2 separate regions of the Homo sapiens genome follow, and region 1 is linked to region 2. The links are chromatin loops, found by intact Hi-C in ENCODE. Cell type or tissue: Caco-2. All regions are shown on one strand. Links, peaks and the distances in the headings refer to the core of each region. The heading gives the core; the rest is flanking DNA. Region 1 has its middle 40 kb from the start of PBX1. Region 2 overlaps PBX1 (PBX homeobox 1).

The links. Peaks named below come from ENCODE experiments on the same cell type or tissue, not always from the same donor. Only the 100,000 strongest peaks of a DNase experiment are listed, where the experiment ranks them.
Region 1: it touches region 2 in a loop (3-fold over the local background); 8 of 110 quality-filtered maps call a loop at or near these places.

Annotation. Positions count from the first base shown.
Region 1 is chr1:164,512,686-164,525,146 of GRCh38, reverse strand. No RefSeq gene overlaps it. Among named protein-coding and RNA genes, the nearest start is that of PBX1, 40 kb to the left of the region's middle. In Caco-2, for the core only: a CTCF peak has its summit at 6,223; no DNase peak of the experiment used is centred there.
Region 2 is chr1:164,596,133-164,608,593 of GRCh38, reverse strand. The region is part of intron 2 of PBX1 (PBX homeobox 1); the gene reads right to left. Among named protein-coding and RNA genes, the nearest start is that of PBX1, 43 kb to the right of the region's middle. RefSeq lists enhancers at 4,849-5,613, 5,614-6,379. In Caco-2, for the core only: no CTCF peak of the experiment used is centred there; DNase peaks (open chromatin) are centred at 5,685 and 6,403; H3K4me3 peaks cover 188 bases.

The DNA.
Region 1 (12,461 bases), core at 2,372-10,371, 83 kb after region 2:
AAGGAATAAAATGTTGGCTACTCATAGGCAGGGTACCTCTGAGGGCTGCTGGTTGGCTATTTTTATGGTTATTTTTGATCATATGCTACAGGGGTGGATTAGTCATAGTTTTCTGGGAAAGGGGCAGAGAATTCCTGGAACTAAGGTTCCTCCTCTTTTTAGACCATATAGGGTAACTTCTGGATGTTGCCATGGCATTTGTAAACTGTCATGGCACTGGTCAGAGTGTTTTTTAGCATGCTGATGCATGATAATGAGCATATAATGAGCAGTGAAGACGACCAGAGGTGCTTTCTTCACCGTCTTGATTCTGGCTGGTTTTGGCTGGCCTCTTTACCACATCCTATTCAAGCAGTGGGGTCTTTGTGACCTGTGTCTTGAGAAACAAGTCCTGCCTAACTCCTATCTCAAGTATCTGAGCCCCAGCAAATACTAACTGACTTCCCAACTGCAGATTCCCAGGTTAATTCTGCTCTAATGAGGAGGAATTTTAAGGTGTCTTAGTTCTGTAACATGTTTCTTTCATGCATCTTGGTTCAGTTTGCCAAACTCTGACCACATGGGAATTTCAGAAATAAAAAATATTGATTCTAGTGACATATTAAAGCTATGAAGAGCTGGGTGTGATGGCTCATGCCTGTAATCCCAGCACTTTGGGAAGCCAAGGTGGGCGGATGACTTGAGCCCAGGAGTTTGAGACCAGCCTGGCCAACATGAAGAAACCCCATCTCTATAGAAAAACAAACAAACAAACAAACCATATATATATATATATATATATACACAAAAATTAGCCAGGTATGGTGGTTCTCACCTGTGGTCCCAGCTACTCAGGAGGCTGAGATGGAAGAGGGTCTCATGTGGTCTGTACGAAGACCAGCTCTGTTGCTAGTACCAGGGAATGGCTCCTTCCCATGACTCACTTCTTTGGGTATTGCTTGCTTGTGTTAAGACATATCCAATAAGGTATGAACAGGGTCTTCTGCATGTCTCAGTTTAAACATACTATAGTACTATAGGCTTTTTTTTTTTTTTTTTTTTGAGGCAGGGTCTCAGTCTGTCACCCAGGCTAGAGTGCAGTGGCGTGATCTTGGCTCAGTGGAACCTCCACCTCCCAGATTCAGGCAACCCTCTCCCGTCTCAGCCTCCTGAGTAGCTGGGATCACAGGCAAGCACCGCCATACCTGGTTAATTTGTGTGTGTGTGTGTGTGTGTGTGTGTGTTTTTGTAGAGATGGGGTTTCATCATGTTGGCTAGGCTGGTCTCAAACTCCTGGGCTCAAGTCATCCGCCCACCTTGGCTTCCCAAAGTGCTGGGATTACAGGCATGAGCCACCACACCATGCTCTGCATAGCTTTAATATGTCACTAGAATCCATATGTTTCAGTTCTGAAATATCTCATATTGAGACTATTGAATTAACCCCTACTCCAATTCCACTTTTTCCACCCTCAAATTCAGCCATTCTTCATAATGCAGACAGAGTAATCTTCCTTTTTTTTTTTTTTTTAGTAGAGAAAGGTTTCACCATGTTGGTCATGCTGGTCTCGAACTCCTGACCTTGTGATCCACCTGCCTCGGCTTCCCAAAGTTCTCGGATTACAGGTGTGAGCCACCCCGCCCGGCCCAGACAGAGTAATCTTTCTAAAAAACAGATCTGATTATGCCTTTTGCTTGGTTAAAAATCTTCCTTATTGTCTGTAGGCTAGAATACGGTAAGATACCTTACAATTCACCCATAACATTTTTTCCTCATTGTCTGTGGCTACATGCCACATACCCTGTGCTTTGACCTTGGGCCTTGTTCTTTCTAGCTCTGTGCCTTTGAGCCACTGTTCCCGTTGCCAAGACCATGCTGGTGAAGTATCACCCATCTTTGTAGACTCCAATGTTATGTCCTCTGTGAATTGTTCCTGGGTCTTTCTTTCTCTAAGACAAAAAAAATTGCCGCCTCCTTTGTTTGTCCCTAGTAGGTTTGTCCATATCACTATTGTGTGTCCCTATTAGGTTTGTCCATATCACTATTGTGTGTCCCTAGTAGGTTTGTCCATATCACTATTATTATATTCATGATGCTTCACAATAATTAGATATTTGTGTCTTGACTATGTATTATTAGCCTTTGCATCACCTCACCTCATTCAGAGTCTGGCAGTTCCTTAATACATGGATAATTTGTTAAACAACTCAAGACAGTGATTTTTATCCTATTATATAAGAGAAGGCAGAGATGGTGAGAATGATACTTTAGATATTCCTTAAATTCACTCCTAAGGCAAAGGACATTGAAACTCTATTACAAAGCATGACCATGATGTTCTTTTCATCCACACTGAACAAGCATATGCTTTGGGAAATAATTATTCTTATTGTTCTTCTGCAAATATTAGATTATTTTATTTTATTTTATTAAAAGATGGGACACAGTGTTCATTTAATTAAGCAGTTTTCCTCTTGCATCTAAAATCAAGTATAATTTCCTCTTTAAGATCAAATGAACTATAGTACTTGAGAGAAACTTACATGATATAAAAGCATCTGGCACAGTGTACGGCACAGAGTGAGCATTGAGCAATGAAGTTTATTGAAAGAAAAGGAGAAGAGAGGGAGAAACACAGCAGTAGAAAACAAGAATATTAGGTGCTGATGCTGAATGACTCAGAACCAGTCAGAACTACAGATGAAACAACTCTGAAGTGTGGACCTAGTTTAGAAATAACTTGCTGGGAATTCTATTCCAAAAAGTGAATTATGTCTTTAAATGTTTGTGTGTTATTATTTCCAAGCTTCACTATTTTTATAGAAATGCAGAATATTAAAACTGGCATCCATTTTTGTCTGGTCCGGTAGTTTCTGTGGAATACTCTCAGAGGAACCCAGGAGTTCTCTGGCAGGGACAGCCTGTGAGGTGTTGGTGAGGCAGCCCAGGCTGTCAGGAACATGGGGTTCTCTGTTCTTCACCAAAGAACTTCTACTGTGTCTATTTTGTACTGGAGGTTTCTGTGTACAAGTTCGTTTGAGGAAAATTTCTTAACTTTGAAGTTGAAAACATCCCAAATCTACTGTTTAGGTCTAGGTTTTTATAGATGAGGAACATTTCAAGTGACTTGTCCTGTGTCAAACAACTATTGATGCACTAGCAGCTAGTTAGCAAGCTAGTTGGATTTCCTTTTTTGTTGCTGTTGTTGTTGCCTCAGTTTGGACATGGTTATAGGAAGTGATGAGCACTAGGGGAACAGGGAGAGGTGAGGGCGATAGGTTAGGAGCTAAATTAGGAAGGTTGTGGCAAGGGAGTCTGCTTTTCATGCAAAATAAGAAAACAAATCAGGAGATCTTCCTCCACTTCTTCCCTCTTAGAATGCTGCTCTTAAATATACAAATGGCTGCAGCAGCTTTTCCTTCATAGAATGCTGACAGGGACCCAAATTTGAGTAACTGCTTTATTATATATATTATATGTATAATATATATTACAATATATATTTGCATATAAATATTTATATATTGTATACAATATATAAATGTATAATATATATTTGTGTGTATATATATTTCTAATATATATTATGTAGCAATATATATAGGGATATGCATGTTTTATTTTCTTAATTTTAGTTTTTGGAGATGGAGTCTCGCTCTGTCACCCAGGCTGGAGTGCAGTGGCATGATCTCAGGTCGCTGCAGCTTCTGACTCCTGGGTTCAAGCGATTCTCCTGCCTCAGCCTCCTGAGTAACTGGGATTACAGGCATGCGCCACCACACACAACTAATATTTGTATTTCAGTAGAGATGGGGGTTTCACCATGTTGGCCAGGTTGGTCTTGAACTCCTGACCTAAGATGATCCACCCACCTCGGCCTCCCAACGTGTTGGGATTACAGGGGTGAGCCACGGCATGTGGCCAGGATATGCATGTTTTATTTAGAGATATAGATATCCCTATGTACAGTATATATACCACTTTGGTGGTAAGATTGATAAAAAATTTGAATGACTTATAAAATGTGATTATGGAATTTAGAGAAGGTCCTTTTTTTTTTTTTTTTTTGACAGTCTCAACTCTGTCACCCAGGCTGGAGTGCCACGGCGTGATCTTGGCTCACTGCAACCTCCGCCTCCTAGGTTCAAGTGATTCTCCTGCCTCAGCCTCCCAAGTAGGTGGGATTACAGGTGTGTGCCATGACGCCTGGCTAATTTTTTGTATTTTTAGCAGAGACGAGATTTCACCATGTTGGCCAGGCTGGTCTCAAACTCCTGACCTCAGGTGATTTGCCCACCTAGGCCTCCCAAAGCACTGGGATTACAGGTGTGAGCCACCGTGCCTGGCCAGAGAAGGCTCTTTATTTGCAGAGAAGGTTCAAAGATTTATTTAATATTGGCTTTAAAATAGATTGGATTTGCCTGAGGAAAAGAACTCTTTCATGTCTGTGATCCAATTATTCTATCCTTGCTGGAGGACAAGGTGTGTTCAATAGCACAATAGCTGGAGAGAGTGGATAGAAAAAAGGTTGCAAGGCCATTAAGTCACTTGATTATGAAAGGAAAATTAGGAAATTAGTTTTAGACACATTTAAAAGGTGACAAAAGACACTGCTGTGATAACCAACGACTGAGAGGAAAGAGAAAGGTTAGAGTTTAGAAGTAGGATAAGAGATTCTGGGACATTTCAGTAATGTTCATTTTGTTGTTGTTTGTTTCTTTTAGAGACAAGGTCTCCCTTTGTCACCCAGGCTAGAGTACGGTGGTGTAATCATAGCTCACTGCAGCCTTCCAACTCCTGGACACAGGATATCTTCCCACCTCAGCCTCCCAAGTAGCTAGATCTACAGGTGTGCACCACCACTCTCAGCTAATTTTCATTTTTTAATTTTTTTTTTGTAGAGGTGGGGTTTCACTATGTTGCCCAGGCTGGTTTCAAACTCCTGGCTTAAAGCAATTTTCCTGCCTCAGCCTCCCAAATTGCTAGGATTACAGGCATAAGCCACCATGCCTGTCCTGTTTCAGTAATGTTAAGAGAGATGGTTCCGTTTGACATAAGAGACTAAACAAAGAGGCATAAAAAGGATAATCTGAAATTCAGGAATTAAAAAGTCAATTAAAAAATGAAAGAGTAGATTCAGGCAAGAGAACATTAAAGAAGGAAGACAATTTTACAGTGTGAAAGAAAGATGAACAATGGTCAAAAGAATTCTAAGGAGACACAATTTAATCTGAATAAACTTTCAAAAATGTTGAGGGAAGAAAGACTAGCTCAAGGAGAAGATATTGAAAAATAAGAGTAGAAAACTCATTGATTGTCTTGTTGAAAACTAACACAGAGAAATATAATTAAAGGAAGAGATATCCAAAGACATCCCAGACAACTTACCAGGTAATACCAGAGGAGTAAACAATGTAGTCATTAATATTGCAAGATTAAGCTTCTCTCTTGTTTTGGGGGGAATTAGAGCGAGTTCATGCAGAATAAAGCAATTACCACACATGAGCTCGAGTTAAGGTTTCCTGCCTCCCGATGGCATGCACGGCTTTGTGCCATGAAATCAGAGTAGACAAGACTCAGGCATGTCATTGGAATCCAGTAAGTTGTGAAGTATACATTTCAGGGCAGAATCATGCTTTTTTCAACTTCAGGAATGAATTCAGGAAGACTTAGATTTAGTATAATGGGGATTTCCACATTAAAAAGACCAAATTGGAAATTACTAGCATAGATGAAAAATGTATAATTTGTGTGTGTATGTGTGTGTGCCATGGTGAAATAAAAATGGACTGGAGCATGGAAAGTAATTTAACCATTTAAAGAGACAATTGTTTCATTAATATTTACTTATATCTGATTAAATATTCATGATGCTTTGCCTTCCCTCCGTGTCTAACAGTGTTGCATTCATGGCCATCTGCACCAGCTCAGCACACGGGAGGTCTCAATTAGCCATTCAGGCTGACAGTGGACTCTCAGCCAAGGGGCCCATACCCTGTGATGGGCTAAAAACAGATGATGAGTTTGTCTGCAGGCATAAGCAACAGTGAGACAGACTTGCCCTGGGCTGGGATTATAGTAGACAGGCTACAGCATCACAGTCCCCTGAAGAACACAGAAAGGATGATTTCAGAAATGTCTAAATAAATACGGGCAAGTGAAAAATCTCTGCCCAGGATGCATGCTGTCCTGTGGGAAGCCATTCTCAAGGTGTGAACAGGACTAGAATTGGAGCTCTTGACACCTAGCACCATGCTCCCATCTGCCACCATGAGGTTGGGCAGCAGATGACCTAGTTTGTAATCTTAATTTAGCAATCTGTAAAACAGAACTGAAAGTATCTCCCTCTCAAGGAGGTGCTGGGAAGGCAGTTATACACCCCAGCACTGCTTGTTGCTGAGGGGTCTGGCTCTTTTATATCATCTGCAATAGCAGGATGAGTTTTTCTTGCATTGTAATTACCTGACCCATGTTTCTCCTAACTGTGAGCCTCTGGAGAACCAGACTATGTTGTGTTCACCGTGGTATTCTAAGACTAATGTAGCAAAAAAAATTTTTTTCAACAGATTAGCATTTGGGGATGGGGAGGCTAAGGTTTGATATAAGAACTTTTTTTTTTTTTTTTTCAGAGACAGGATCTCGCTTTGTCACCCAAGCTGGGGTGCGGTGGTGAGATCAGAGCTCACTGTAACCTTGAACTCTTGTGCTTAACCAACCCTTCTGCCTCAGCCCCCTGAGCAGATAGGACTATAGGTGCATGCCACCATGCCTGGCTAATTTTTTTTCTATTTTTTGTAGAGAAAGGTCTCACTATGTTGCCCAATCTGGTGTCAAATTCCTGGCCTCACATGATCCTCCTGCTTCAGCCTCTCAAAGTGCTGGAATTATAGGCATGAGCCACCATGCCTGACCAGAGCATGGTATTAAAAGTGGCCGATTGGCCGTGTGCGGTCACTCACGCCTGTAATCCCAGCACTTTGGGAGGCTGAGGCTGGTGGATTACCTGAAGTAAGGAGTTCGAGACCAGCCTGGCCAACATTGTGAAACCCCCGTCTCGACTGAAAATACAAAAATTAGCCAGGCCGACTGAAAATACAAAAATTAGCCAGGCGTGGTGGTGGGAGCCTATAATTTCAGCTACTGGGGAGGCTGAGGCACGAGAATTGCTTGAACCTGGGAAGTGGAGGTTGCAGTGAGCTGAGATTGCACCACTGCACTTCAGCCTCGGTGACAGAGCAAGACTCTGTCTCAAAAAAAAAAAAAAGTGGCCGACGGTTCTATCCATTGTGTGAATGTACATCCATTGTGGAAGTGCTCACAAACAATGCATGAATAACATTGCTGTCTATTATTAAAAATCAAGTGTTAGTTTTTAAGGAAAAAAAAAATCTCTGCTAGCCTGTCCTGAAACAGAGTTGAAAGTAGCATAGAACCATGACATTTGCCGTAGGCAGAATAATGCCAACTCTTTTTTCCCAAGCATGCCCATATTCCAATGCCCAGGACCTGTGAATATGTTACTTTGCATGGCAACAGGGAATTATTAAACCCGATTAAGGTGAAGAACCTTGATGGGGGACATTATCCTGTGTTATTCTGGTCAATCCAGCATAGTCACAAGAGTCCTTAAAAATGATGAAAACAAGAGTTGGCCAGAAAGATGCCAGAAGCTGGCGTTGAAGATGGAAAAAGAGGTACAAGCCAAGGAGTGTCACAGCCTCCTGAAGCTCAGACCTCAGTCCTCCAACCACAAAGAGCTGAATTCTGTCACCAATCTGAACTGAGCAGAAAACAGATTTTCCCGTAAAAACTCCAGAAAGAACAAAGACTGCCAACACCTTAATTTTCATCCAGTGAGAATGATATTGGACTTCCAGCCTACAGAGCTATAAGACAGTAAATCTGTGTTGTTTTACTTCGCTAAGTTTGTGATAATTTTTTAGAGCAGCAATAGAGAACTACTACAACATCTCTGACTCACAGACCACACTTGCCATTAAGCTTTCAGGTCCTCTAAGGATTTTAACAACATTGAGGCTGTACTTAGACATTTACCAGTGGTCAGGATGAAATTAACGTGCAAACAAATTGTTCTTTCTTCTTGGAAAGGTGCATCACACTTTCCTTTTTAATGTCATCGTTTGGAAGCTCTTTGTCTTCTCATTTCGTTTAAGTGAGGGAGTAAGATATAAAACCCGATTTTTAATTTGTATTATTTAGTTTGTTTCAGCAAATGTCTCCAGAGCTTTGTCATGTGCAAAGTGAAATCACCTATATGCTGTGTCTTTAAAAGCCGGGGAAGTGCACAGAGCCGCAGCAGCAGTCAATACCAATTTCCACATCTGGATCAATACCATCGGATGGCTCTGTAGCTGCAAAGATTGTTTCACACGCACACTCAGAGAAAGGGAGGGCTGGGGAGAGAAAGGGAATTGGTTTTAATGATTTCATGGCTCTGAGTATTCCCTCTCTCCCTCTTTTCTCTAAAAGAAATAAATACATAAAATTAGAAACCAAATTTACGAACCTGTCAGTCCGCATCAAACCCAGCTTCTTTCTCTGACCTGTCACCAAAAGTGGCATCTAATCTAGCAAATAGCCTTATTCTTTGTGGGAGGTTACACGTGTTGAAGAAAAGAAGTGATAACACTGTCTGCAGTGATGCAATAATAAAAATGCTTTGTATTTACAGCAGGCTTCTCCTCAAGGATTTTATAGGCAGTTTCCTCAATCTACAAATAGAAAAACAAGAACCAGCAACTTGTTCACCATCACCCACCAAGAAAAAAACTGACGTATTAACTTCTATACTGTATCTATATGCATATTTGGACAACATGAGACTAAAATGTTTTCTTAGGTGCTTCCACTGCAGTCTGACTTTGTAGCTCTCAGTGATAGAGTCTCCCTCATGAGTGGGACTGGACAGCTGTTTTTCACAAGGCATAGTTGTTGGATCTGCCAAGAGAATGCAACTGCGATTGAATCAGCAAGGGAAGGGCAGGGACCTGATGCTATTAGCTTTGCTGGAAGCTTTCCCAGTAGGTCAGGGTCCCAACCATTTCTCCTCCTGGGAGCAGGCACAGCTTTGATTCTTCAGCGCCTCTGTGAGACCCCAGAACGCGCTCTGCTGCCACAGAGCCCATTAGCTCACCTATAAAGAAGGCTGACCCTCACTCAGTGTAGGAAACTCACCATCAGGATGAGCCAAACAAAGGAATAAATATGTCCCCTCTGGGCCCTGACATAATGAGGAAGCTTAATCCTCAGCTTGGTAAATGCCACAGCCACAACCGTGACCAGCTCAATCTTCAAGGCAGATCAAAGGACTTTCAGGAATGGTTCTGAACAAGTCCCAGCTGGAGGGCCAAGAGGTTTCGTGAAAGACTGACTTTTCTATATAGCAGTTATAAAAATTATCTTCCTCGGCGTCATGTCTTTCATTTTACTCTACTTTATGGTTTCACAAAGCATTCCCACATACATGATCACATATACTTTTCACAAACATTTTGTGCATTTGATCACTTGTCCATAGCTGAGGCTTGGAGAGAACATGATTACGGAAGGTAATCACTGAAGTGGCTCAGGGGATTGTGGAGCTGTGGACTGAATATTCTAGCTAGCCCCTTGAGTGTCAGGGGTGGGACAGGACCAGGGTAGCAAAGCCTCATACATCCTTTTACTCTGATGCAGTCTATTTCCACAAATAGAATCTGAATCATAGACTCCTCAACTCCGAGATGCCTGATTAAATATAGGCTGCTCTCTCCATGGACATCAGCCATCTGTGGCTGGGCTCACTGTGTCCTTCCAAGGGATCCCTACCTTCACTCTGCTGCCCATTCTCCTGGAGCACAGGCTGGATGCACTAAGTCAGCAGGGAGAGTCCTGGAAGGCAACCCATTTCTGAAATTATTATGGCTTTCCTTTAAGAGCCAGTAAATCCCCACTAAATTAGTCTTCACTGAGCAAAATTTGAGAAAAGCACAAAATGCTGAATAACCATTGAAAATGCCACTGTTATTTTGCAAAAAGTCTCCCAGCTTCACTCCCATTCTCAAACTGCCCACACTGTATTTAATTCTTCCTGATGCTTGCTTTATGTTCACCCCAATACATCCTAAATCAATTAACAGCAATTAGTTTGATTATGAAACTATAAAACCAGATATAAAAAGCTCCCATAAATCTTCCAGTAAAGCACCCAACAAAACAAAATCTGGCTAACAGCTAAATTAAGAGTTTTTGTTGTCGTTGTTGTTATTATGTAGCTCTCGCTTCAGCCTAATAAGGTTTGTTAGAAAATGTTCACTGGAACACAGGTGATTAGCAAGCGGATCTCAAAGGTTTCTGGACAGGGAAGAACCAGCAGAATGCTTTTCTCCCCGTAGTCCATTGAGTTTTCTTTAGTTTTCCAGAGGGCTTAATACCTTCTTTTGTTTTAGGTTATGATGATAACCTACTCACAATGCAAGGTAATTTGTTCTTCAGTGGGGATTATTTTTGGTCAACTACGTCAAGTCTGGTTGAGGAAATTATCATGGTTCCACATTATGAGGAAGAAGTTGCAAGGGACCACTTTTTTGGTGAAAAGAGGACCAAAAAACATAGATCCTCTACATATTACCAGATAAATGTCCAAAAGGAGTTTCCAAAATGTTTGCTTAAAAAATGCCATTTGGTACAAAAAATTAGCCAGGCGTGGTTGTGGGCACCTGTAATCCCAGCTACTCGGGAGGCTGAGGTGGGAGAATTGCTTGAACCCGGGAAGCAGAGGTTGCAGTGAGCCATGATCCCGCCACTGCACTCCAGCCTGGGTGACAGTGAGGGGCTTTGTCTCAAAAAAAAAAAAAAATGCCATTTGGCTGAGTGTGGTGGCTCATGCCTGTAATCCCCGCACTTTAGGAGGCTGAGGTAGAACAGCCACTTGAGTCCAGGAGTTTGAGACCAGCCTGGGCAACACAGAAAGACCCTGTCTCTACAATTTTTTTTTTAAAGTTAAGTGGGCATGGTAGTCTGTGCCTACAGACTGCTTGAGAGGCTGAGGCAGGAGGATCACTGGAGCCCAGAAGTTTGAGGTTACAGTGAACTATGATAGAGCCACTGCATTCCAGTGTGGGCAACAGAGCAAGATCCTGTCTTTAAAAAAATTAAAAAAAATATTACCGAGGTGTGGTAGTGCACACCTGTAGTCACAGCTACTGGGGAGGCTGAGGCAGGAGGATTGCTTAAGCCCAGGAGTTCAAGGTTTCAGTGAGCCATGAATGTGCCACTGCACTCCAGTCTGGGTGGCAGAGGGAGACCTTGTTTCTTTAAAAATAAATAAATAAATAAATAAATAAATAGCCGAGCATGGTGGCTCACACCTGTAATCCAGCACTTCAGGAGGCTGAGGCAGGAGGATGGCTTGAGTCCAGGAGTTCAAAACCAGCCTGGGCAACATGGTGAAACCCCATCTCTATGAAAAACGATGACAATTAGTCAAGCATGGTGGCAGGCACCTGTAGTCCAGCTACTTGAGAGGCTGAGGCAGGAGGATCACCTGAGCCCAGGACGGTTGAGGCTGCCATGATCATGAGTGAGCTGTGATCACGCCACTACACTCTAGACTGGGTGACAGAGTGAGACCCTGTCTCAGTAATAATGATAATAAATAAATAAATAAAAATAATACAATAAAATATTCCATTACTAAAAAATCAAAACAACAACAGAAAGAATGTCAAAGTATATCACTGGATAGCCATCACATTTAATAGTTTAGGCTGGGCACAGTCACTTACACCTGTTATCGCAGCACTTTGGGAGGCTGAGGTGAGTGGATTGCTTGAGCTCAAGAGTTCAAGACCAGCCTGGGAAATAAAGTGAGACCACGTCTCTATAAAAATTACAAAAATTAGCCAGGTGTGGTGGCTGTGGTCCCAGCTTCTAGGGAGGCTGAGGTGGGAGGATGGCTTGAGCTTGGGAGGAAGAGGTTGCAGTGAGCTGAGATCAAGCCACTGCACTTTGGCCTGGGCAACAGAGCCAGGCCCTGTCTCAAAAAAAACAAAACCAAAAAAAAAAAAAAAAAATTAAAGGTGTAGCCAAGGAGTATTTATGGTCATGTGACACTTTAGCACCAGAAAGGTCCCCCCCACCCAGGAAAGATCCACACAGGATATATTATCTGTCAGCTTCTAAAGGAACTTATGATTTTTTTTGGCATAACTGGTAATAACAGCCATACAGTTTCAGGCAGTCACTGAAACATAGCAAAACACCAAAGCAACAATTAAGAAGGAAAAGACACAGCATGTTTACAATATCTGAATTTAAAAGTGCTCTTTTCTTGGTGGTCTCTGGACTTCCTCCTACTTCCCTGAAGTTTCAGGGGAGAGAAGTAGCCAACCCTTAACATGGCATAAAAAAAAGCTCACTTGTGTAAGTTCGCTCAGTAACTGGAAGAAGGATGAATCTGCTTGGATTGATGGGCAAACGG
Region 2 (12,461 bases), core at 2,390-10,389:
CTCATCTGTCTAATAGAGATGACAACATATGGCCTATCTCTCTTGCTGGATTAATGCAAAGATCAAGTGAGATGCAAGTGCACACTAATAAGTTAAATACTTACAAAAGTGGAAAGTATTTTTGTTAAAAATCATTAAAATCTGGCATTCTTTTACCAGAGACTTTGTGTTAACCAGTACACTCCGCATAGGTGGAAGGCAGGATGACCTGAGGCACACAACACTGAAAATGGCCTCAGCTGGGCTCTCAGAGGTGGCTCACCTCACTCAGGTCCTTTCCCATTCCTTCTAAAGGATGTTGCGAGCCTTCCTTTAACCATTCAACATTTATTCAATAAACATTTATTGAGCACCTGGCACAGTACTTGGCACATGCTGGGCACTCAGTAAGTATCTGTTGAATAATGAATGAATAAGTGCCTAATGCAGACATGAGAAATACAGGGCAAGTTGCCATCAGTCCCTGATCCTGAAATCACTAATCAGAAATCACTAATGGATGAAGGCACTCTTCTCTGCAGACTCTGGACTCAGCTGAGAATACTCAGACTTGGAACATGAAATGAAACCTATTTGCCATTTCTGGCCTATGCACAAAGATGAAACACTTTTTATCCCTGCTTTCACAGAGCTCACAGACATAGGAAAACCTGATAGAAAATACATGAAGTTAACATAATATATGTTAAGATAGAAGTATAAGAGCCCAGAGGAAGGCTGTGGCATCTAATGATGCGGATGAACCTATAGTTCTCAAACTCCCCTTGGCTTTTAAGATGCTACTCCCTCCAGATTTTTCTCTTGCCTCTCTGATAATCCTGTTCTTAACCTCTCCACTAACCACCTTGCCAAATATTTGGCCTTCTCAGGGTTTGGCCCTGGTCTGCTTCTATACTGTGTAGGCTCTCTTGGATCACTGCATTCCCTCTCACGGCATCAATCGCTATTTACACACTGATTATATCCAAATTTATGTCTCTAGCCCTGACCTCTCTCTGAAGCTTCAGTCATATATTTCCAACTGCCTCCTGGACAGCTCCACTTGAATATCCTACAGGCTACTCAAAATCTAACTCGTCAACTCTCTCCTTCTAACCTTCCTCAGTAGCTTTCTTCAGCCTCTGGTAATCTTGATATCCTTTGAGACATTGCTATTCTTCACTTACAAACTAGAAACCTTGGTATTAACATCAACTCTTCCTTCTCCCTCAAACCACCTTCCCATTAGCAAATTGCTTAAATTTAATCGCAAAAATAGCTTTTTAAACTCATTCATCCCACTTACTACACCATCTCTCACCTTCTAGCTCATTTTTTTCTAATCTCACCCCCACTTTAATCCATCCTCCACAGAGACACCAAAATTACCTTAAAGTACAAATCTGATCTTGTTACCTCTCATCCCCTTCCCTTGCACTGTCCTCTGATTTTTCAATAGTCCCCAACTGCCTTCAAGATAAAATTCCTCGCCTGGCATAATCTGACCCCAATCTACTTACTCCTGTTATGGCCCTGCAGATCATATGACCCTGGGCCTTTGCCCATGCGGTGCTCTCACAGCCTGGTGTGCCACAAACTTGCTCTTCAGCAACCTCTTGCATCCTGCAATATCCAGAAATCCCATTCCAACGTCACTTTGAAATACTTCCCCAGTACCTCATGTCAGAGTTAGTTATACCATCTTCTGTAAATAAATGATTTTATAAGAGTCTGAAATTCCTCTCATAAAAAAACTTGTTATATGTAAGGCAGTATTAATATTAGTATTAATGTAATATATCTTATAAAATGTGCAAATATCATGTTTCCATGCACAAAGAATGAACTGTTTCATACACTCATTAAATAAATATGAAGACTCTACCATGCAGCAGGGACTGTTCTAGTTGCTAAGGATACAGCAACAAGACAAAGTCCCTGCCATCATGGAGCTTATGTTCCAGCAGGAAAGAGAGACAATAAGCAAATACGACATCGGATTCTCAGATATCATAGATTTATACAGAATGCTTTTTATTGAGACAGAGTCTCACTCTGTTGTTCAGGCTGGAGTGCAGCGGCGCTACCTCAGCTCACTGAAACCTTCGCCTCCCAGGTTCAAACAATTCTCATAGCTCACTGCAACCTCCGCCTCCCAGGTTCAAACAATTTTCGTAGCTCACTGCAACCTCCGCCTCCCAGGTTCAAACAATTCTTGTGCCTCAGCCTCCTGAGGAGCTGGGAATACAGGCGTCCACCACCACTCCCAGCTAATTTTTGTACTTTTAATACAGATGGGGTTTCATCATGTTGGCCAGGCTGGTCTCAAACTCCTGGCCTCAAGCAATCTACCCGCCTTGGCCTCCCAAAGCACTGGGATAACAGGCGTGAGCCACCACACCTGGCCATATAGCAGAATGCATTTATTGGAGAGACTGAAAGATGAGAGTTATTTTAAATATACACAACAAATTACAACTCTTGAATAATGAAAGAATTTTTAAAAATCCCTTGAAGCTGAAAAGAATTGCTCTTACACTACCCACAGCCTTTTGCCTATTCACTATCATCAATATGCTTATGTTATTATAAAAATAGAGAGTGCAACTCCAGGAAAATCTACCCAATCTAGGGAAACTGGAGGGAAGGCATGAATTACCAAAAGTGTCTGAATTCAAAGAATTTTAATGAAAAATAAAATCTTAAAACTTTATGAGACATAAACTCTAACTACTGATAAACTGTTTCCACAAAGAGGCACCATCAGACCTATTTTTGAGCAGAGTATAAATTGGAATTGGTATGCAAATAGATGTTGTTTACTTTATAAAGCCTTTTAAAAGTTTGTTTATTTAAACCAGCTAAATAATCCCCGCAAGCAACCTTGAGTACATAAACCCAGCACCCTACACATTTAAATGCTCAACATGTATGTATTAATTTCATAGCTTTATTTATATGCTTGGTCAGTTGCCTTTTACAGGAGGGCTTCACAAACCACCAAACATTCTAAACACTGGAGTTTCAATTAACGGGGTTGTATTATGCCTCCTTTAAAGAAGAGTAAAAGCCATCAGCACAGCCAATCAGGAAAACTGGAGAGACCCAAGGCCCCTCTTCTCACTAAAAAGGGCCCTGTTCTTCCCATAACAAAGAGTGCCTCCTCTACAGGAGCCCTACAGAGGTTAAACTCACCAGGCTGTCCCTAAAAGACTTGTTCATCTGTTGTAGAATACCTTAATCCCTACCATAGCCCTGGAAGCTCTGCTGTGGAATTTTAGGACAAAAGTCATATTTCTTCAAAACAAAAAAAAAAGGATTTTAACAAAAATGTTCTTCGGCCAGTCTGCTCCCCTCTGCCCCTTACATCCCCTTTATCTGGAGAACTCTAATTCATTCTTAGATCTCTGCCTATGTGTCTTCTCTTTAGAAGAAACTTCTGTGACTGCGTCATCCTCACCAAGACAATAAGGTGCCCTCCTAAACATTCCCAGGATACTCTCTCAGTATCCCCATCACAGCATTTAATACCCTGGACTAGGCCTATTTCTTTGACTGCCCCACAAGAACACAGGTTCCTTGAGATTAGGGTCTATGATGTGATTACTGGTGTCTTCCATACACGGCACACAGCACTTGTTACTAGAAGGCACTCCACCTCTATGGAATAAAGGAAGATGGTTTGTCTTGTCTTTTTCCATTCTTTACTTTTATTTGTTTATTTACTTGGGAAACAGAGTGAGAAATTTCAAATACACTTTGTCTAAAAGCACAGTATTTCATAAATGAAAAAAAAAATAGTCACTGATATGAAGATGTCTTAGGGAAAGCCACAAAAGAATGACTCAGTTCTACACCAAGATGCATTTCCTACTTATTACTAAGAATTCTTCCTATTAAAATTTAATGCAGTCTTCTCTAGCAGTTCATTTTGTCTGCCAAGTCCTTTATGACTATTTTGATAAGTTATTTATTACATATGAATGCCGCTATAATAAGTGGATAGCATAGGCAACGGCTCTCAGGACAGAATAAAAAAGGGTCATGTCCAGCCTTCATTTGTTAAGGCCAAATCACTAGATCCTGTGACCAGTAGTTATCACTGAGTGCTGGCCTGACTGGCAGGGCATCCTGGCACACAGTAGGCACTCAATACATGTAACTGCTGAATGCACAAATGAATGAATGTCAGGGTGGAAGGGACCTCAGATTGTAACCCTTAGAGTAATGGGAACACTGTGCAATAATGATGAAACACAGGTGGATACAAAGGCAAGCAACCAAACATAGTGTGGTCAAGAACAACTTACATATCCTCTGTGAGGCTTTGTCACTTCATTTCTAAAATGGAAGTGGCAATAGAATTAAATGATAGGCCGGACGCAGTGGCTCACGCCTGTAATCATAGCACTTTGGGAAGCTGAGGCAGGCGGATTGCCTGAGCTCAGAAGTTCGAGACTAGCCTGAACAACATAGTGAAACCTCATTTCTACTAAAATACAAAAGATTAGCTGGATGTGGTGGCACACACCTATAGTCCCAGCTACCTGGGAGGCTGAGGCAGGAGAACTGCTTGAACCTGGGAGGCAGAGGCTGCAGTGAGCCGTGATCGTGCCACTGCACTCCAGCCTGGGTGACAGAGACTCATCTCTAAAAAAAAAAAAAAAAAAAAAAAAAAAAAAAAATGAAATGACATAATGTACAGAGTGTCTTGCATTAATGTCTAGCAAACAGTATCTGCTTAAAATTATTATCTGTTATTATTTCATAGATAGATACAATTCAGGTACTAAACTGAAAAGTATAAAACATCAGACTAAACTTAAAACTTGAAATGTATAAAAGAGATGTCTCTAGGAAATAGTATAAACTCAGGACATGACTTATGTAGGTATCCTCCATACAGTTTATTGTAAGCATTCTATTTGAGTAGAAATGATGTTTGGTAAAGGTAATCACACCTTAAACAAACTGAAAAGTCTGTTATCTAAAAATAATGCAGTACTTTGATGGCTTACATATTGTAGCTTAAAAACACATATTACATTGAATTATACAAGGATTTCTTTTGGAAGTGTTTATTTGTATATGTATCTGTGGATCTGTATTTTCACATAATGGAGTTGCTTAAAGTGAAGATTATCCCATATCCAGGTATAATTATACCAGCACTGTGAAAGTCCTCTAGCTACATCTGGCCAGGTCCTCCAGGACAAATCCGCATTATTTTGCCCTAATTTTAATTTTTAATACATGGGACAGAGTCAAAGTTTCTCCATATTCTGTTTAACTCAGGCAGTTATTCAAAATTCCTGTCTTTTGCAAACATCAATTTCAACCTTGACTTAAAGAGAAAGAAATGAAGCAAACACAAAGAGATAAAAGGAAAAGCAGAAAAAAATAAAATGCACCCTTTTGGCCCTGCTTTCTACAGGAAAAGAAAAAAAAAAATGCTGCTTCCCTAGCCTCATTCTGACTCTGTTCCTCATGGTTACTTTCAGAAAAAGCCAAAGGGGTAGGGGTGGAGTGGGTATGGAAGAAGGAAGGGAAGGGACGGATTATAAGGAAGGTAGGGGAAAAAATAGCTGCAGAAGAAAAGACGAAAAAAGAAGAAAGGAGAGCTGAAACCCGACACTCAGGAACTCAGGCCTCCAGCAAGAGACTTCTTGGACAGCAAACCTGCCAGCCGGGACGGGACGTGGACTGGTTCCAATGGCAGCCTTCATTAACGCTTCATACACTCAGCCCTTAATTTACAACCGTTTAACGGCAAACATTCCACAAGTACCTTTGAGGGCAGAAAGAAATCTAAGAGAAATTAGGTGCCTAGAGAGCTCCCCTCAAAGGCAAGAGCCCTTTCGTGCAAGTAAGCAATTTTGCTGCCTCCCATTTTTTTTTTTTTTTTCAATCTGTTTGGGACTTTGAGGGCTGGGGTGGGAAGGTAGTGGAATGGAATAGATAAACAGCCAGTCAAGAGCTGTGGGGAGGTTGACAGAATTGGGGTGCAGGTACATGTAGGATACACAGAAGCTTTGTGTCTGTGGAGGCTGTATGAGTCTGTGGGTGAGCAGCATGTCTAAGTGGGTGGAAACATGTATAGCTAAAGGCAGGAACTCTTCCCATACAGCTAAACCCTTGTTCAAGCAATTTAAATAAACAAGAACATTTTAAAAAATTAAAACCCCACTAAAACAATCCTTGTGGAGCAGTTTTCTTGAGTGCTTAAGTAGAGACCAGATTCAAAAAAGGATTAAGAGAATGTCGCATAACCAAGCTGCAGAAACTGAAACCGAGCGGGGTGTGAGGGGAGATGGCTTGGAGGGTGGGGCCCTCCCATAGCAATTTCAGCAAGCCTTTCTAGTCATCCCTTAAGCTTTGTTTCCCTTCAGCCCATACCTGTGCGTACTGTAAACAACTCACACATGGTTGTAACTAGCCAGGGCCCAGAACTGGTTAGGCAGCTTTTCTCCCAAGGCCACAGTGAAGAATCAGTCTCAGCCAAAACACAGGAGTCCTGGAAAGAAGACTTGAACTCCCTCTTTTCTGGCAGGAGAATGGGGAAAGGGAGGCTAAACAGATTACCTTTTAACTAACAACTTTATCTAAACGGATTAACATTGAAGATTAACCTTCCTGGAGCCACAGAGCTGAATCCCCACTCCTAGGGTGCATGGCTGAGTGGAAGCTGGTCTCTGCTCTCAGCCAGGATCTGGTTCCAACCTCTGTCTGAAACGGAGGGCAGTATCTTAGCTAACTTCCTTTTAAAGGTGCTCTCTCAAGTCTCTCCAGAATGGGCTCCATGGAAAGTTAATCCCACAGGCTAAGGGGTCTCATCTTCACAGTATCCAACTGCAGCATTTAAATGCACTTCATCTTCCCTGGAACAACAGGAAAATACAGTGAAAGCTCAAAATGAGGCAGGTGACAGGGACTGGGAAGAAGGGCTTGTACTAAGCGTGGAACAGGTGAGATGCAACACCATGCCCTGTTCTGCCAAAATTAAGACCCTCCTGCCACAGTTTAAGCTAAAGTCTGTGTACTCCCTCATTCCCACCTCCTCCAGAAAAGGGCACTTGCATGCTTTCTGTTAAAGTGAGATGGTTTTTTCCCCTATTCCAGTGGAATACGGTAAAATCCTTATCCCTTCATAATGGGCTTACCTGAAAGTGAATGAGGCTTCCTGGGAAAACCCTTCTAAAGGAGTGTCGGATGCCTCAGAAAGAACTAGAGTTACCTTCCTCCTTTCTGTTTCATCAAAATCATAGCAGTTTCTTAGCTTAGGGACTCTAAAGGTGGTTGCTATTGAACTGTGAATCTGGTTAATCTCAGGTTAAGTTCACCTCTGTGTCTGCTTTTTTTTTTTTTTTTTTTTTTTTTTTGAGACAGAATCTTGCTCTGTCGCCCAGGCTGGAGTGCAATGGCACAATCTCGGCTCACTGCAACCTCGGCCTCCCAGGTTCAAGCAATTCTTTCTCAGCCTCCCGAGTAGCTGGGACTACAGGCGCCCACCGCCACGCCCGGCTAATTTTTGTATTTTTAGTAGAGACGGGGTTTCACCACACTGGTTAGGCTGGTCTCAAACTCCTGACACCTCAGGTGATCTGCCCGCCTCGGCCTCCCAAAGTGCTGGGATTACAGGCATGAGCCACTGCGCCCAGCCCTGTGTCTGCTATTCTGAGAGCAGAAGAATCTCCAATTTTTATAAAATGCAAGCCATTCCTCAGGTATGAAGATGACAACCTCTGGCCCATTAGAAGTGAGTTGTTTGGATTACTTCAGTGGCTGGATCAATCTTGATCGGTGTGACCAGAAGCAAACGTGTCTGAGATGGCTTGACCACTTTAGGGATGAAGTCTGTGGCCAATGAATGCAGTAAATAAACTAACAGGCCCACAAGGGATTGAGCCCCTAGTCATGTGTTTACTAGCCCGGTGCTTTAACCAGTTAAGCTACACTGTGTTAAACAGGCATGGGGCTGCCTCAGGAATCAAATGTGCCAAAAGCTCTGTTTGCCTTTTGTGGCAAGAGAGGGAATGCAGGCAGACTTTAGTTAAAAAGCAGTAGTAGGCTAGGCGCAGTGGCTCACGCCTGTAATCCCAAAACTTTGGGAGGCTGAGGCGGGTAGATCACCTGAGGTCAGGAGTTCGAGACCAGCCTGACTAACATTGTGAAACCCCATATCTACTAAAAATACAAAAATCAGCCGATGGTGGCGGGCACCTGTAATCCCAGCTACTCGGGAGGCTGAGGCAGGAAAATCACTTGAACCCAGGAGGTGGAGGTTGCGGTGAGCCGAGATCACGCCACTGCACTCCAGCCTGGGCGACAGAGTAAGACTCTGTATCAAAAAAAAAAAAAAAAAAAAAAAGCAGCAGCATACTTTAGGCTCTTAATATTTTCATTATTTTAGTCTAGCCTTACAGAAGCAATACATCTTGGATTTTTTAACACAGTCCTGACTCAAGTATCCCATTTAAATTTTCCCATAATTATACTCACAATTGTAAGACCAAACAGACTAAATTGAGATTTAGGAAATGGGAACACCATATTTAAAGTACTCAACATTAGGACAGGTGCTTCAGATGCCAGGACGATTTGGGTCTTAGCATTGCCCCTAAACTGGCAGCTGTGAATTAAAATTTGGTTTGGAAAAGAATTGCTCATGAGGTCTGAGTTGCACACACACTGGCTTCAACTTTTGTTGGCTTGTTTCAAAAGAGCACAGAAGCTTTTTAAGAAAAGAAGAAAAAAAAAGCGGGGAGAGGGGGTTTGTACAAAGCCAGCTCTTTGCTTAGCAAACCAGTAGGAAAAATAAAATGAAAGAACACATATGCAAAGATGTATTTCCAGTTTTCACTCCAGCAGTAGGCTTTTGGAAGGGCACAACCCATTGAATCTAAGCTTCCCTAAGCATTTATATTATATAACAGAGCAAGAAATGAGACAAGTGTCCCTACAGTCGCCAGGCATCCTGTGTCCAAACCCCATTCCCAGTTATCCCCATGCCAGGCCTGTGCCCCTCCCCTCCTGAGGGACAGTCCCACTCCAGGCAGCTTTTATAACAAGTCTCAACCCTCAAAAGAAAAACAATGGGTTTGAACTATTAACCCTTCCCCAGAAAGGACTAAAATTAAGAAGAGGCCGCTGGCAAAATGTTCACATGGGAATACTGTAAAAAATAACAAGGTAAATATGCGCCCACAATTGCAGATTTGCCCGAAGAAAGAGAAAAGAAACAAAAATGGAGGGGGGTGTGGCTGAGCAGTAGAAGACGACTGGAAGGTCAAGCTCAGAATCTATTAAGAAAGAATTATACCTGCACATCATGTATCCCAGAACTTAAAATTAATAATTAATTAATTTTAAAAAAAAAGAATTACACAATTTAGAAAGAACTGGAGTTCATGCTGGTCTCAGAGGGGAGCAAAGTTAGAGTAGTGTTAGACATGAGATCTATTGGGAGAGAATGAAAAGAGGGGCAAAATCATCTGATAAAGCTACTGGCAGAAACACTCTTCTTTGCAAAAAAAAAAAAAAAAATCAGGAGGAAAAAAGAGACAGAAAATAAATCTGGTGTAAAGAAACACCGTGATGTCTATCAGCAGGGCGGGGTTGGTCAGGACATAGACTGGAGCTGGACAAACCAGGATTCAAATTAACGCTCAGCCACACACCTGTTGAATAACCTGGGGCAACTGAGCCTCTGTTTTCTTTTATGTAAAAGTGGGATAATGATCCCTCCCCTTCCTACCTCCGGGTAGTTTTAAAGGTCAAATCTAATCACATAAATGAAATATGCTATACGCTCCGAGGTATGACACAATGTCAAGCTATTTCAGGTGTAAGGCTCTTTATGAAAAATTTGGCTGCCCAGGTAGCTCTTCTAAAAGTTAAAAAGAATAAAAAAGGCAGAGTGTCATTGGAAAGGGTGGTGCTTGTTGCTCAGAAAGGATAAGAACCAATGACAAAATCAAATGCAATCAGGTTTTTCAAGGAATTTACCACATACTGAGAGTTCCAGTAATCCAACAGAAAATCAACAAACACTAGTATGTTCCTCAGAGAACTCTGGGAATTAAACTAGTTCAGCTCAACTGATGTCTCTCCTATCTCTAAGAGTGCCGGTAGTCATCCATCCACAAGGTTTGGACTGGAGAGATACACAAAGAAGCCCTAAGACAATGGAAGACAATGACTTAACCCTCCACAGTGTGCCTTGGTCTCGACACCTAACTCCTGTCTGAAATTTTCCAGCTCTGGTCTCTACCACCCTCTAGGAAGGGAGGGAACAAAGGAAGGAGAAAGGGGAAAGAGAGAAAAGAAAAAAAGAATTCTTACTCTAGTAGCCAGATAAAAACAAACAAACTGGCTATGGTTTGAATATGTCTCCCAAAAATTCATGTGTTGGAAACTGAATCCCTCTGCCCTCACGAATGGATACAAATGGATTAACATTGCTATCCTAGGAGTGGGTTTGTTACTGTGGGAATTGCTTTGTTATAAAAGCAAGCAGTCTGGCTCTCTTGCTCCTGCCCTCTCACCATGTGATGAACTCCACCATGTTACCAAGAAGGCCCTCACCAAATGCCAGAGCCATGCTCTGGGACTTCCCATTCTCCAGAACCACAAGCCAAATACACTTCTTTGTGAATTCCCCAGTCTGTGGTATTGTTATACCAACAGAATATGGACTAAAATACCAGGAGAACCAGAAACCCAGGAATTGGGGAACTCTCCAGAAATGTACAGCAATAATTAATTTAAGTCTCTTAAATTAATTATTTATTTAATTTTTAAATAAAAAATTTAAGGCCAAGGCATCTTAAAGGCCCAGAGTTATAACCTACAAACTCTCCTGAGGTATTATATTTACAACATGGCTGCGAGACCCCAAAACGAAGGCCATAAAAAGTCTATTCTTAAAGGTAATGTCCTAAAATATAGCAGAAACTTCACAAATTCATGGAGAAAAAGTACATACCAGGTCCTGGCTTCAAGGCAATAACTTTAGAATTATCATAGGTGGGAACAACAAGATGAATATCATGGTCCTCTGAAGGCTGTATAAAGATTTGGGAAATTCTTGATCCTTGGCCAACAAATTTCAAAGTGTGGTAGAAAATTATCTCTGCACCCCCAAATAGCTCCATTTCAATACCATTATTCCAAGAAAACTAGATAGTTCCACGTCGTCATAGAACTATGTTATATTTTCCAAGTGTCAACCCTTGATGTCACCATCTACTTACAAAGGAGAAGAGATGACCACCCTTCTAGGGGACAACAACCAACTCTGTTCCTTCCACAAAAGACAGGGAAGATAGTCTTCTTAGAAGGCCCTGAGGGGCCACATAAACCCATCCTGGCTGAAGAAGTGAGGTAACTGGTTGTACAAAAAGAAGCAGACATGATTTAAAGCACTGTTTTCAGACTTTTTAATGAATAACGATTCCTCAAAGGAAATGTTACACCATTGAGCATTTTATAAAACAAAAATAAGCATAAGAAAACCAACAAGAAGTCCAAGCTAAGTGTAGATCCTGGAACAGGATCACTGAACCCCCAGGGTTCCAACCCAAATAAAGACAGAGGGTACAGGGTGCATGCAAGTAACTGATCCAATTCAGGAGACTGAGTCTCATATCCACGCTGTACCACTTACCTGTGGTGTGGCCTTGGCCAAGGAACTAAATTTCTCTGACCCTGGAGTTCCTCCTGGATAATTTCTTTTTTTTTTTTTAATTTAGAAAACACTGAACAACATAAGAAGTAAAAAAGCTCAGAGATGAGTGTGGAAACAAAATTAGGGTGAAGTAACAGTGACAGAAATAATAACACCTTAATTCTTAATACACTAGGATGTCACTATTATCCCTACTTTATACATATGGAACTGAACCTGAAAAGTTAAATGCTGTGTCTAAAATCAGGATGAATGGAACAGAAGCTTCTGCCCCACAAACAGGTATGTTTTCCACTAGATACAATAAACTCCTACATCATAGGCAGGTCTATAATGACTCTGGCAATAGTCAAAGTCATTTGAAAATGCAAAAAGTACACAGTAAAAATATGACATAAAAATGAACTTGCATTATGACAAACCAGTAATGTCCCCAGATATTGCCAAATGGCCCCTGGGGGCAAATCACCCATGGTTAGAACCACTGCTCTAAATATATGGGTTGAAACTAAAAATGCCTTTGTAAGGAACAGGCATATAAAAGTTAATGAGTAAGGTGTTTGCATGGGAGGGACTATGATGAACTAGAAAGCTCATGCACCATCTCAAGGAGAGTGCATATTTACCATGTAGGAAATGAGGCCCGATTTTACCATGTGATTTTGCAAGGATTCAAACCTGAATTTGTATGTCAATGTGAGACCCTAATGCACTTGAAGGTAACCTTTCTGCACAGAAAATATTTCAGGGGCTACTTTAGTTGTAAAAGATACCTGATGTATTAATGCATTAAAGT